Linked DNA regions of Homo sapiens: region 2 is linked to region 1. The links are chromatin contacts, found by Hi-C in ENCODE. All regions are on one chromosome and are shown on one strand. Each heading gives the region's core, a stretch centred on a gene start or an enhancer-like site at or near the end of the contact. The rest is flanking DNA. Distances are from core to core; before and after follow the strand shown. Region 1 overlaps STRBP (spermatid perinuclear RNA binding protein). Region 2 has its middle 41 kb from the start of NEK6.

Region 1 (6,880 bases), core at 3,042-5,541:
CTCCCAGATGGCATTCTAACGTGGAATTTATTGTGGGGGGGTGTCTCTTTTTTAAAAATATGGAAATGTTTTTATTATATACTTAAGTTTAATTCTGTTATAGCTTTTCTCTTTTGTGTGTAAAAATAATAAAGCTCTGTTTCATGCTGTGAGATTTATTGTTAGAAAGACAGGGCAAATTTCTGAAATTTCCTTGGGTAGTCTCCCTTCTCATCTTTAGCTTATTTGAATCTTAACTATTTATCAATTCATTTGCATACGTGGGATGTTAGGATGACTCTTTGTTTTGAAAAACAGTGCTGTCAGAGTTCCTGTACAGTCCGTGCTGAAATTAGGGTGCCCTAGTACAATGTACTGTTCTCTCTTAGTCACTATAATGGTTTTGTAAGTAGCTAAACCCTAGGTCATGCTGCTTTTATGCAGCTGTCTTCCTTGGTTACTGAAAGTTGGATGGCGCTTAGTTTGCCTTTAAGGGAATCTAGGTTTAATTGTATATCTCCTAGAACATTTTGCACCACCAAGTAGGTTGTAGAGAATCTTTGTTAGCATTCTGCTAGCCTTATTGATACGTGATCACCTCACTGAAATTGTGCAGTATCATGTATTCTTTGATTGTATTTTTTAGAAATGGGAGTCTTGCTATGTTGCCTAGGCTGGTCTTGAATTCCTGGCGTCAAGCGATCCTCCGGTCTTGGTCTCCCAAAGTGCTGGGATTACTGGCGTGAGCTACCTCATTTGGCCAAATTTTAAATAAGAAATGCTAACGTTTACTGTTACTGCTGTGTGCTATGCACTTTGCTAAGCAGCTTTAAACTGTGGAGTTTTCTTTTCATTTAAACATCACAACAATTAAGTGAGGTGAGTCCTGCTTTTATTCTCATTTTACAGAGACAGAAAGGTTAAGTTCCGATCTCAAGGTTACACAGGTGGCAAGTGGTGGAGAAGGGATTTGAACCCAGGCAATCTGACTTTAGGGCCTATTCTCTTATCTACTATGCTTTAACACTCCCCTGAGGTAACACCTTTCTGGGAAACTGTCCTATTGAGAACTTTACTTTTTATGTGTTACCTTGTGTGAAGGCATTAAAAGCTTGTGCCTGTTTGGGATTTTATAGTTGCACCTTTCTCCCGCTGTAAGGGGTTTGCCATTGTATTACTTAAGTAACCCAGTTGCTGAAATAGAGCCCTGAAATACAATGGCTGAAACCCCAGAATTCAGCGCACAGTAGTTGAGAGCAGGTGTTCCACATCAGCATGTGGCTGTCCTTTATGCAGGCATTTGGGGACGTAGGTGAATGGGGACTGTATCATCTCGAATGCACAGCTTTCAAGGTTGTTCTTGTTGGAAGCACAGGGTAAGAAATTTTGTCTTAAGCAAGTGAGGTGAAAGTTGTACAAATATAATTTCTCCTCCCATTGCTGAAGGCTTAGTCTCATTGCCTCATCTAGCTGCAGGGGATTGGGAATTGGAGTGTTCTTTCTCTTTGCTGACACTAAGAGGTAAGGTGTCATTCTGTACTATTTTGAGTATTTCATCAGTGTTGAAATGTTCTTGGGAGTGCATTTTCAGTTACAGAATGTAAAGGTGAGAGCCTTGTCCTAGCTACAACTCTGTTATTTGGAAGAAACAGGGTGGATTTTGGTAGTTAGCAATTTTCTGCCGCAGCTGTAACACTGTAGATTTCAGTAGGAATGTTAGAATAGCTCACTGCTGTGGTTTGCAAAGTATTATTACACACATTCAACTCTTGCTTTTTTGTTGTTGTTATTGAGATGGAGTCTGGCTCTGTTGCCCAGGCTGGAGTGCAGAGGCTCAATCTCGGCTCTGTACTACAACCTCTGCCTCCTGGGTTCAAGTGATTCTCCTGCCTCAGCCTCCCGAGTAGCTGGAATTACAGGTGTGCGCCACCACGCCCAGCTAATTTTTGTATTTTTAGTAGAGACGGGGTTTTGCCATGTTGACCTGGCTGGTCTCGAACTCCTGAACGCAAGTGATCCGCCTGCCTCAGCCTCCCAAGGTGCTGGGATTACAGGCACGAGCCACTGTGCCTGGCCTCAACTGTTGCTTCTTATAAAGGTAAGTAGATAAAGTAAGTGATGGTATTCCCTTCGTAAAGGAGAAAATCGAGACATAGGTGGTTAAACATTGAATGAAACCAGCTAGAAAGTTGAAGAGCTGGGACTTAAATCCAGACATCATGGCTCCAGAGTCAGTGAAGTTTGTATGACACACTTTTTTTTTTTTTTTTAGAAAATCCTATTCAATTTTTATATTTACTGTGGTCACTACTCTTGTATCCTTTCTTAGGGTGTCTAATATCACCAATGTCCAATATACTATGCTGGCAAATTACTATCATTTGATGAGAATTATTGATAATTTGATGTCATTTTGAAGATTCAGAAAGTACGTTAAGAACTTGTATTGCCTCACTGTCATCATGATGTTCACAAATGACGCCATGTTTTAGATATGTCAGTTTATGTAATACCGGGTAGCAGAGATTTTACTCTCTTTAAAAATTATACTTTTATAGACTTGCTTACGGTAAAGTGACATGTAAAATGAGCAAATGAAATAGAAATAAAATAGGAAATAAAAATAGAAATTAAATATTGGGGCACTTAATGTTTTTTTCTTAGTAAGTAGCATGTATTGTGAAATACAGTGTTCATATAATTTCACCAATAATTTTGCTGTACTATGTGATAAAACCACTTTATACTATATGGTACTCAAGAAATTGGGAACATTTTCTACTTTAGAGCAGCTGGAGGAGTCCTTTCTCCTTGCTGACACTAGAAGGTAAGGTACCATTCCTCAGTATTTTGAGTATTTTTGTATTCAAAGTGTGTTGAAATGTTCTTGCTAGTGCATGTTAAGTTGTAGAGTTTGTGGTAATCTGATTTAGAGATTGGAAGCTGTGGACTATGACACATATTAAGTATTTGTGCAGATGGATTATTAATCAGAAAGTAAGATGGAGCCTTTTACACATTCCTATTTTAATAGAACAGGTAGCAAACTCATTCTGGTGTTCTTATTTTTGATTATTTTTCTTGGAAGTTTATTTTGCTGAGCGCTCTATTCCTAAATCATTTCAGAAGTGACTTTAGTATAGCTGAATTTTAATAGATAGAAATAACATGACTTCAATTTAATTTTCCATAGACTACCCTTTAGACATTCTTTACAGCTTCAGTTTTGCTATGAAAGGGAAGAGATCAGACAAAGAGTGCCATTCTTTTTGCATGTGGTTAATGACCAACCAATAGCTCTCTGGGATAACTTTTTTTTTTTTTTTTTTTTTTTTTTTTTTTTGCTGAACTTGTCTCTTCATCCAGATTCTACTTAGATTTTCAGTTGTCTTTGGGATAACTTTTTTTTTTTTTTTTTTCCTGAAGTTGCTCTTAGTTCATACAGATTTTAATTAGATTTTCAGTTGTCTGACAATCACAATAGAAATAAAAGTGGTTGTATCATAAATTCAGTGAAGTCTAACTGGGACTAGCATTCTTTCAGTGGTTTTGCAAGGATACAGTTATCTGTATCTCTGTAATCCATTATTTTAACATACACATATTGATTTATTTGCAAAATGAAAAAAAAAAACCTAAATTAAAAAAGGCTTATCCTTCAACTTCTGTAGCTTTGTGTTACCTACTTTTTAGAAAAGTTACATGCAAAATTTTGGCCTTCTACCACAGACAAGGAATGCTGGCAAGTGTGTTGTTAAAATTCTGTCATTGCCTCTTTATTTGCCTAAATTGATGGAAAAACACTTTCAGGTCATTTTAGTGAAGTTCAGTTTCAGTGGTTACATAAGGTATGTCATTTGAATACTGGTTGTAATGTGTTTCCGGTGTTCACTTGTATTTATAACCTGAATACCCAGTACCCCCCCCCCCCAAAAAAAAAGCCAGTTGAACAGATACAAAAAAAATTTTTTTAAACTTTTTTTTTATTTTTTGAGATGGAGTCTGTGTTGCCCAGGCTCAGCTGACTGCGACCTCTGCCTCCCAGGTTCAAGCGAGTCTCCTGCCTTGGCCTCCCAAGTAGCTGGGATAACAGGTGTGCACCCCCATGCCTGGCTAATTTTTGTATTTTTAGTAGAGGTAGGGTTTTACCATCTTGGCCAGGCTGGTCTTGAACTCCTGACCTCAAGTGATCTGCTTCCCTCAACTTCCCAATGTGCTGGGATTACAGGCATCAGCCACCTCGCTCGGCCTGAACAAATACAAAATGTTTATGCTGAGACTAGGCACTTTATATACTATTACTTTTGAAAAAACAAAACAAAACAGGATTTAAGACTACCAACTAGGATGGGAAGAACACTAGATTTTTAGTGATAAGTCCAGGTTTTGAGTCTGAGCCTTGCTACAAAGTTACTTGGTGGTCTTGGGCAGGATATTTTATCTCTTTGGGTCTTAGTTTTCTTTTTGGGAAGTAAGGATCCTGTACAGTATTAGTCTTTTTGACCAGTTTTAACAGTCTGTGATTCTCAGTTTTTTCTGTCTTGTGAAGAGAAACTTAACAGTATTAAAGTTGCCAGCTCTTTTTTTTTTTTGTCTTCTGAATAGTCTTGGTAACAGAAAACTGGTTTGAATTAGCCTATCTAATTTTAATGTTTTCCAAAACTAGTTTTAAAGGAGACATGAAATTAGAAGTATTTAGTTTTACTTCTTTTTTTTTTTTTTTTTTTGACACGGCGTCTCGCTCTGTCGCCCAGGCTGGAGTGCAGTGGTGTGATCTCTGCTCACCACAAACTCTGCCTCCCGGGTTCATGCCATTCTCCTGCCTCAGCCTCCTGAGTAGCTGGGACTACAGGCGCCCGCCACCACGCCTGGCTAATTTTTTTGTATTTTTAATAGAGACGGGATTTCACCGTATTAGCCAGGATGGTCTCAATCTCCTGACCTCGTGATCTGCCCGCCTTGGCCTCCCAAAGTGCTGGTATTACAGGCGTGAGCCACCGCGCCCGGCCTAGTTTTACATTTTAATTGTGCCTTGCTGTTGTCACTTTAAAAGAAGCATGTGAACTGAAAAGACAAAACACTTTGAAAATGTACTGTGCAATGAAAGGAGAGTCACCTATTATTAAAGTTCTTTGAATTCCCATTTCATGGCAGAGGGCAGTGAAATGAGCTAACATGAGCATGTTTATTTATGTAGACTTTCCCATGTAAATCAATGCAGATGTATTGCTGTTACATTTTTCTCCAAACATTTTATTATGAAAAAGCTTAAACATGCAAAAAGTTGGAAGAGTTGTATAGTGAACCTCCATATATTCTGCAATTAGTGCAGCCTATATTCTGCAATTAACATTATCTTTCATTAACTGTATCTTACATCTATGCATCTATTCACTCCACTATTTAACCTTCATTACATCTTACTTTTTGCTTCATTTCAAAATAAGCTGCAGACATCCTTACAGTTTACCCCTAAACATTTTGACATACATATAATTAGCTGGAGTTTGATACTTGTTAACACTTCTTAAAGTTCAAATTTATATACATAAGCCTGGCATAGGGGCTCAGGCCTGTAACCCTAATGACTCTTGGGAAGCTGATGCGGGAGGATTGTTTGAGGCCAGGGGTTTGAGACTAGCCTGGGCAACGTAGTGAGACCCCCCCATCTCTAAAAAAATAAAGAAATTAGCCAGATGTGGTGGTATGCGCCTGTAGTCCAGCTACTTGGGAAGCTGATGTGAGAGGATCACTTGAGCCCAGGAGTACTAGGCTGCCATGAGCTATGTTCACGCCACTGCACTCCCAGCATAGATGACAAAGCAAGACCCTGTCTTTAAAAAGGAGGAAAAAATTTACATACATAAAAATGTATAACTGTTAGTGTGCCATGGATGACAGTCATTAATTGAGCATCTGGCATTTTTCAGGGTCTTTGCTAGTCTTGCAGATAGAGAGATGAGTAAGACACAGTTTCTGCCTTCATGGTGCTAGTAGGATAAATAGAAGAGATGTCTAAAAACGTAGTGTTTTATTTGGAGCTTTTAGTTGCAAATAAGAATCAGCTGTCTTCTACAGATAATCGGTCTTCCTTACAGAACCTGAGGGCAGGAATTCAGTGGGGCTTTGGGAAGGGCTGGAACCAAGAACCAGAAGGCTCACAGGACTGTTTTTTCCTAACTCTGCCCATTTCGTTCTTTTTCTTCGAAGATGTACTTTTTTCTCTTTTTAGTACAAATGGTAGAACATGGCTGTCCGTAGAGCTTTTATTTTACATCTAACAATTCTCAGCCACATAGACATACCAGTTTTCTCTGTTAATTTCATTCCAAATTCCTGGGAGGTAGAATCTGGCCCCACCCTGGTTCAGCTTGCCTGAGGGCTGAGCTGTTGGAAGCTCACTTTTGTGAATGGAATGAAGTAGGAGGGATGGAAGAGACAATTCCCAGAACAAGTATGGGGCTGTTGTAACCTGGGCTGACACTGAAAATGGTTTATAACTACAATGTGATAAATACTGGTGCAGACAAGAACAGGCTATAGAAATAGATGGAATAGGGGCAGGGTCAGCTTCCTGGAGAAATTGTCGGCTAAGGTTTTTTTGTTTCTTTTTTCTTGAGATGGAGTCTTACTCTGTCACCCAGGCTGGAGTGCAGTGGTGTGATTTCGGCTCACTGCAACCTCCGCCTCCTGGTTCAAGCGATTCTCCTGCGTCAGCCTCCCAAGTAGCTGGAATTTCAAGCATGTACCACCAAGCCTGGCTAATTTTTGTATTTTTAGTAGAGCCGAGGTTTCACCATGTTGACCAGGCTGGTCTCGAATTCCCGACCTCAAGTGATCCACCTGCCTCAGCCTCCCAAAGTGCTGTGATTACAGGTGTGAGCCACTGCATCCAGCTGGC
Region 2 (6,880 bases), core at 2,284-4,783, 980 kb before region 1:
ATTGTTGAGTCCTTACGCTGAGCCAGTACTCTACCAAACACTCTACCTACATTATCCTATTTCATTCTTAAAAACAAAATATCGGCCGGGCACTGTGGCTCACGCCTGTAATCCCAGCACTTTGGGAGGCTGAGGCAGGTGGATAACGAGGTCAGGAGATGGAGACCGTCCTGGCTAACACAGTGAAACCCCGTCTCTACTAAAAATACAAAAAATTAGCTGGGCGTGCTTGCAGGCGCCTGTAGTCCCAGTTACTTGGGAGGCTGAGGCAGGAAAATGGCCTGAACCCGGGAAGCGGAGCTTGCAGTGAGCCGAGATCGCGCCACTGCACTCCAGCCTGGAAGACAGAGTGAGATTCTGTCTCAAAAAAAAATATCGGCCAGGCGCGGTGGCTCACACCTGTAATCTCAGCACTTTGGGAGGCCAAAGTGGGCGGATCACCTGAGGTCAGAAGTTGGAGACCAGCCTGGCCAACATGGCAAAACCTCGTCTCTACTAAAAATACAAAAATTAGCCGGGTGTGGTAGCACATGCCTGTAATCCCAGCTACTAGGGAGGCTGAGGCAGGAGAATTGTTTGAACCCAGGGGGCGGAGGTTGCAGCAAATCGAGATCACGCCACTGCACTCCAGCCTGGGCGACAGAGGGAGATTCCATCTAAAAAATAAAAAAATAAATTAAAAAAGGTCCTTTTTATTCCCATTTTTACATGTGAAAATACTGAAGCTCTGAGACATAAAGCAACTAGGTTGAGGACGAGCATCAGTAGGAAGTAGAATATGACTGCAAAGTCCTATCCCTGGGCGGCTGCACCATTCCCTGTTTTGTTTCTCAGTCCTTCCATTGGAAGACAAGCCCCTGTATTAAATCCCTTCTGTTCAAAACCTAGGGCATTTCAGGCTTCCTGATGAGATGCTGCCTGATACAGTAGTTACTGTTTATTGTGGGTTTCCTGGGAACGGGCACTCTTCTATGCACTTTACATACAGTAATGTATCTAATCATGCCCTGCTCATCCTATGCATTAAGTGCTATGATCTCACTCGACAGCAGAGGAAGGAGAGGGGAAGCCACTTGCCTGGGATCCTGCAGCTCATGAGGGGCAGAGCTGGGGTTTGAGGACATGAGGTTCAAATCCAGAATCCACATCCTGACCCATGGCAGGAGACCACCCTACTTGCTGTTGGCCATCACTACTGCCAGGCAGCAGCCAGCCCACCAGAGCCTGGCCCTGGTGGCAACCAGTTAGCCTCTGTGACCTCCCCATCTGACTCCATCTTCCCCCTCTGCTGTGGACCTTGTCTAATTTCTACCCACTTCAGAGACTAGGACAAAGATGGCATCTCCAAGGCATTCTCTTCTCCAAGCTGAAGACCCCTGTGTCTGGGAGGGGCTGGGAGGTGAGGTGGGGCCTTCCTGGAGGATACTAAAAGGGCTCCTAACCCTGGTGTCTCTTCCCTCCCAGCCTGTCCCTCTTATGCCACTCATGGCATCAATCCGTCCAGAGGGACACTCCGATGACTCACCCACCACAGCACTTTCACTTCCTTCTTCTCCAGAGGAGGCGTCTGACCTGCTGCAGCTGCACTGAAGGGCCTCTTCTCAGGGGCTTCCAAGGCTATAGGGGGCGGCCAGGGGCCCTGCTGCAGCCTTGAGGTCCAGGCCTGGGGCCTAGAGTGCTGCCTCTGTAGGGAGCAGAGTGACCGGAGGGGCTTTGGGCCTCCTTGCTAGAGACTGGCTTCAGCTGAACCCTGTCCAAATTGTCAGTCACCCTCAACACCCATGCAGGGTTGGCACACAGGGAGATGGACCTTGAGTTTTTTTTTGAGACAGAGTCTCACTCTGTCGCCTAGGCTGCAGTGCAGTGCAGTGGTGCGATCACAGTTCACTGCAGTCTCCACTAACGGGGCTCAAGCAATTCTCCCACCTCAGCCTCTCGAGTAGCTGGGATGACAGGTGCATGCCACAACGCCCAGTTAATTTTTGTAGAGATGGGGTTTTACCATGTTGCCCAGGCTGGTCTTGAACTCCTGGGCCCAAGCGATCCGCCCACCTCAGCCTCCAAAAGTATTGGGATTACAAGGGTGAGCCACCATACCCAGCTGACCTGGAGTTTTAAAGCTGGAGTTGTATCTCTCATACTTCCTGATGGCATTGAAGGGACCCATATTCATTCATTCACTCATTCATTTACTCCTTTATTCCCTCATGTAACAAATCTGTCCTGGGCTTCTATATACCAAGCAGTCCCTAGGGTACCAAGAAACCAGGGCTCGCCCTCTGCCCATGAGGAGCTCATGGCCCATCTATGGGTGGGGGTTGTGGGAGTGGCGGGTAGCAGGGCGGATCCATAAATAGAAAACCCCGGTACAGTGAAAGCGGGCCTTGGAGAGGGCTGGGGAAGCCCAGGCAGTGCAGTGGTTGTGGTTAAGTCACAGGGCACCGCAGGGTGGACCTAGGATTTGTGAAGTCTGAAGCTTTTCAATTTTGGAAGCCCCATCTGTAGAAACAGAATACAAAATTAGATTCAAAAGCATTTATTTAGAAGGAGAAAACAAAACCCAAGACAGTATCAAGGGCTTGGAGATACTTCTGAGATCCCTTCACACAGTTTACCAGAAATGTTTACATGGAAATGCTTCCTCATTACAAGCTGGTTTCCCTCTCTCCCTAGAGTACTCTATAGCTCCCAGCTACTCCAGGGGTGCTGGGAAGGGCAAGGCTGAAAATGAAGCTTTGCTAGGGTCACAATGCAGCCTCCTTGGAGCAGGCAAGTTGCACAACACTGATCCCATCCCAGTCTCAGAGGATAGTGCATGGTTCAATGACCTAGCTGTGGAGTCAGACCTGGGTCACACTCCCCACTCAGCCATTTTCTGACTATGCCACCTTGGGGAAGTTGCTCATCTCTGAGCCTTGGTTCACTCGTCTGTAACATGAAGCTATTGATAGAACCACACATTGTGTTTTTGTAAACATTCAATGAGATCATCCATGCAGAGCAGTTCATAAACATGAAGCACTGGATGAACGCCACTGTCACAGTGAATGCCACTATTCATGATGAAGGTCTGTGGCTGTCTTGTCCTGCCTCTCTCTCTCTCTCTCTCTCTCTCTGTGTGTGTGTGTGTGTGTGTGTGTGTGTGTGTGTGTGTGTGTGGTGGGTGGTCAGGGAAGGCTTCCCAGAAGAGGTGACATTGGTGTTGGGCCCTAAAGGAAAATGTAGAGAAGGGCATTCCAGGCAAAGAGAATGGTGCATGAAGTGACTGGTGTCTTGAGGAAGGGAAGAAGCCCAGCCAGCCAGGAGCAACCTAGAGGGATTCTCTAGCCTCTGGGTGGCCATATTAGGGCTGGGCCTGAGCTTCCCAGGCCCTCCTGGTTGCAGCCCCAAGGCTGCAGCCTGGCAGAGGCCAACTGTTGTGTCTGGGTGGGTGGGGGGTGCCCAGCTTGGTCTCTGCTATGCTGGCAGAAGTTTCAGCCTCTCACCTCTCTGCCTCCCCTGTTTCCGGTCCTCCACTTCCTTCCCCTCCACAGACCACAGAGGCGTTTCAGAGGAAGCTGCTACTTATTTTAGCAGTAATCCCCGGACACCCCCACCCACAGCTGCCCCTGGCCCCCTTACAAGGCACCAAGTCACCCTCTGAGCCCCAGCCCACGGCACTCATAAGTGAGGAACAGGCCCTGTCCCCGGGCCAGCCCTGTGCACCCCTTCCCCACAGCACAACAGGGAGCCTTGAAGCTGGGAGATGTGGCTCCAAGTCCGGCTGTGACACTAACTTACTGTATGATCTCCTGAAGTCCCTTCGCCCTGCCAGGCCATGTCCCCATCTGTGACATGAGGCCCAACGGTGGACAGGCCCCGACCTCTGGGCAGAGTATGGGAGTGGGGTAAACATGGGTGCTCTGCCACCCTGCCCCTGGTCTTTCATCCCAGCTAGAAGGATCTGAGAGAGAGTCTTGGGGTAGACTGGAGTGGGGAGCCTGAAGACAAAAGAATCAAATTCAAACTTACCTATGAAAGTGAATTTGTATTCCAAAAGGGCCTGTGCAAGTGAGGAGCCCCAAAGCCGATGCTTTCACAGTGCTATGGCAAACCTGCCTTTAGACAGTGTCCTCAAGTCCTCAGGAGACGGTGGAGAAACTGAGGCTCAGGGAGCGGATGCCACAGGCCCAACACGGTCACATAGCTGGTGAATGGCAGACCAGGATTTGAACCCACGTTTGTTAAAAATCAATGTCCGACTGGGCGCAGTGGCTCATTTCTGGAATCCCAGCACTTTGGGAGGCTGAGGCGGGCGAATCATGAGGTCAGGAGTTCGAGACCAGCCTGGCAAACATGGTGAAACCCCGTCTTTATAAAAATACAAAAATTAGCCGGCGTGGTGGCGGGCCCCTGTAATCCCAGCTACTCGGGAGACTGAGGCAGGAGAATTGCTTGAACCTGGGAGGCAAAGGTTGCAGTGAGGCGAGATCACACCACGGCACTCTGTCTTAAGGAAAAAAAAAAAAAGGTCCATGTTTCATCCACTACCTGCGACAGCCTCTGGAGAGCTACCCCTGGGTGGGGAGAACGTCAGGGAGGCAGAAAGAGAGACAGAGAGAGACAGAGAGACAGAGAGGGCCTGCAGCAGCATGGTGCAGGAGAGGACACAGGCACTGTGGTCACAGACCTGGACTCAGGTCCTGGCTGTGCCCTGTCTAGCTGTGTGACCCTTCCCGGGCCTCAGTGTCCTCATCTGTAAAACAGGGTGACACAGGGCAGTTGTAGGTGCCCCATAGAAGCTGGCACTGCTTTCACTTGGGTCTTCCAAGTCCATTCAGAACCATATTGATGAGAATAACATGTGTCCGATGCTTCCCTAGTGCCAGGCATTGCTCCAAGTATAGCAGTCTAAACACATTCACTCATCAGACCCTCCCCAGGACAGGATGAAGTGGATGCCATTATCCCCCCATGATTCATGTGAGGAAACTGAGGCACCGCATCCACGCTGGGCTCTGTGTTGGGCACTGGGGGTACAGCTGTGACACAGACATGCTCTTTGTTCTTGAGGAGCCCATGGCTGGTGGGGGACAGATGTGTCAGCATCTATGTTGTTGTAACACCAGATGGCTGCCAGTAAGGGTCATGTTTGGGGTTCAAGGGAAGCCCCCAGGGACTGGGGGGGAGGAAGGGATTCCTTTTGACTGGAAAGCTTGGTGCACAAGATGGTATTTGAGTGGAGCCCAAACAGGCACCTAAAGGAATTTTTCAGGTTGGTTGTAGCTGAAGGCCTTTCCAGGCAGGAGGAGCAGCACATGCAGAATCAAGGAGGTTGGGGGATGTTTGTGGGGAAGGGAAAGGAGCCCTGAGTTTGTGAATCTGGCATGTGGCCAGGAGTAGTACACGTGTCCGCCGTCCACAGGCAGATGTGTCCACCCTCAGGTCTGTCTGTGGGTCTGGATGTTCAACATGGCCCTGTAGCAGCTTCTGTTGATGTACCGCCCATATCTCCTTGGAGCACCTTTGAGTTCCCTGCCCTGCAGTGGACTGTCCCCACTACATGTTCTCACCCCTAGTCCCCTGCCTGGGCTTTCTCCGGCACCACAGGAGCTCCCAGCGATCAAGTTCACACAGGGTAACCCAGAAATGTCAGGGCTGCAAAAGTCCCCAGGGGAGGCCCTCCCCCAGGGAGGGGCGGCGGGCAGTGAAGACCCTTGGCGGGGCCCCAGTGGAACTGAGCCCCGTGCGCCCACCCAGGGACCTGCTCATTTGCACAGGAAGACCCTTATTGGCTTTTCTCTCTTCCCTGCCCCACTGTCCCCACTCTCTCTCTCCTACTTCCTGTGATCACCGTCTCCCAAATAAGCCACCGACACCCATCTTCTACCCCATCTCCCCTCCCATTCACATGTTCACATTTTTGTCCAGATGGCAAATGCCCATGGTGCCCACTCTGCCGGACCCTGTGCTGGGGCCAGGGGAGCAGAGATGAACTGGGCACAGCCTTGCCCTCGAGCATCCACAAACTCGCGTAGCTGAGTGCTCACCCTCCCTCCCCCATGGCTCTCCTCCCACCAGATGAGCTGGGGCAGGAGGAGGGTAGGTGCCGAGCTAGACCACTGCCTCACAGGGTCGTGGCTTCCCCACCCTTGGCTCTCTCTAGCATGTAACTTCCCAAGGAAGCGTGTGCTATGTCCAACAGGAAGGAGGAAGTGCTTTGTGCTCACTACACATCCGGCACTTTCTGTGTATTAAACCCATTCATCTTCCCAGCAGCCCTATGAGGTAACTACTCTTCATATGAACCCCATTTTATAGATGGGTAAACTGAGGCACCAGATGCTTTGCTTGAGATTATATAGCTCATAAGAGGCAGAGCTGAGATTTGAACCCAGTCAGTCTGACCTCAGAGCCTCTGGCTTAACCTCAGTGCTTCACTGTTTGGGGAAGGAGGGAAGACAGAAGGGGAGGTGGTTCAATGCAGAAGAAAAGATTCAAAGGCACACAAAGGTCTGCAAGAAGGCAGATCAGCCTAGAAAAACGTGCCCGAACACATACGTCCACACTAGTGTGCTCTGACACGCACAAATCCATGCACGCTATGTGTACGGTGCACACAGGTCTACACAAAAATGCGTGTTTAGCTAATGCACATATATCCACGTAAATGTGCTCATACGTGCATGCCCCATACAGTCAGGGATCTTTTCATACTCCTGGGCATCCACACGTGTGGCTCATATCCGGGCATCCACAAGCTGCCTCCCTACACTTGCACATGCAAACATGCATGCATATTTGCAGACATGCTCACACACGCACATTACATTGGTTTGCAATCACGCATGTCTCACTGCCCAAGGGTACACACACAGACACTCACATACGTATGTCTTCC

What was found. Hi-C counts contacts between places; a loop is a spot of excess contacts on that map. Pooled maps may share reads with other maps.
Region 2: a pooled map shows a loop between it and region 1 (6-fold over the local background). The contact joins two enhancer-like sites. A Hi-C loop is called at or near these places in 3 of 37 single-sample maps with no recorded cell type and 6 of 50 pooled maps.

The regions. Positions count from the first base shown.
Region 1 is chr9:123,232,027-123,238,906 of GRCh38, reverse strand. STRBP (spermatid perinuclear RNA binding protein) reads left to right here. Exons shown (of 19, transcript NM_018387.5): 2 at 1,941-2,077. Among named protein-coding and RNA genes, the nearest start is that of STRBP, 33 kb to the left of the region's middle. RefSeq lists an enhancer at 4,933-5,012. Within about 2 kb of position 4,291, at least 3 of the 41 ENCODE cell types and tissues checked have a DNase peak (open chromatin) inside an H3K27ac peak, as active enhancers do.
Region 2 is chr9:124,213,529-124,220,408 of GRCh38, reverse strand. No RefSeq gene overlaps it. Among named protein-coding and RNA genes, the nearest start is that of NEK6, 41 kb to the left of the region's middle. RefSeq lists enhancers at 1,300-1,659, 2,230-2,389, 3,299-3,378. Within about 2 kb of position 3,533, at least 16 of the 41 ENCODE cell types and tissues checked have a DNase peak (open chromatin) inside an H3K27ac peak, as active enhancers do.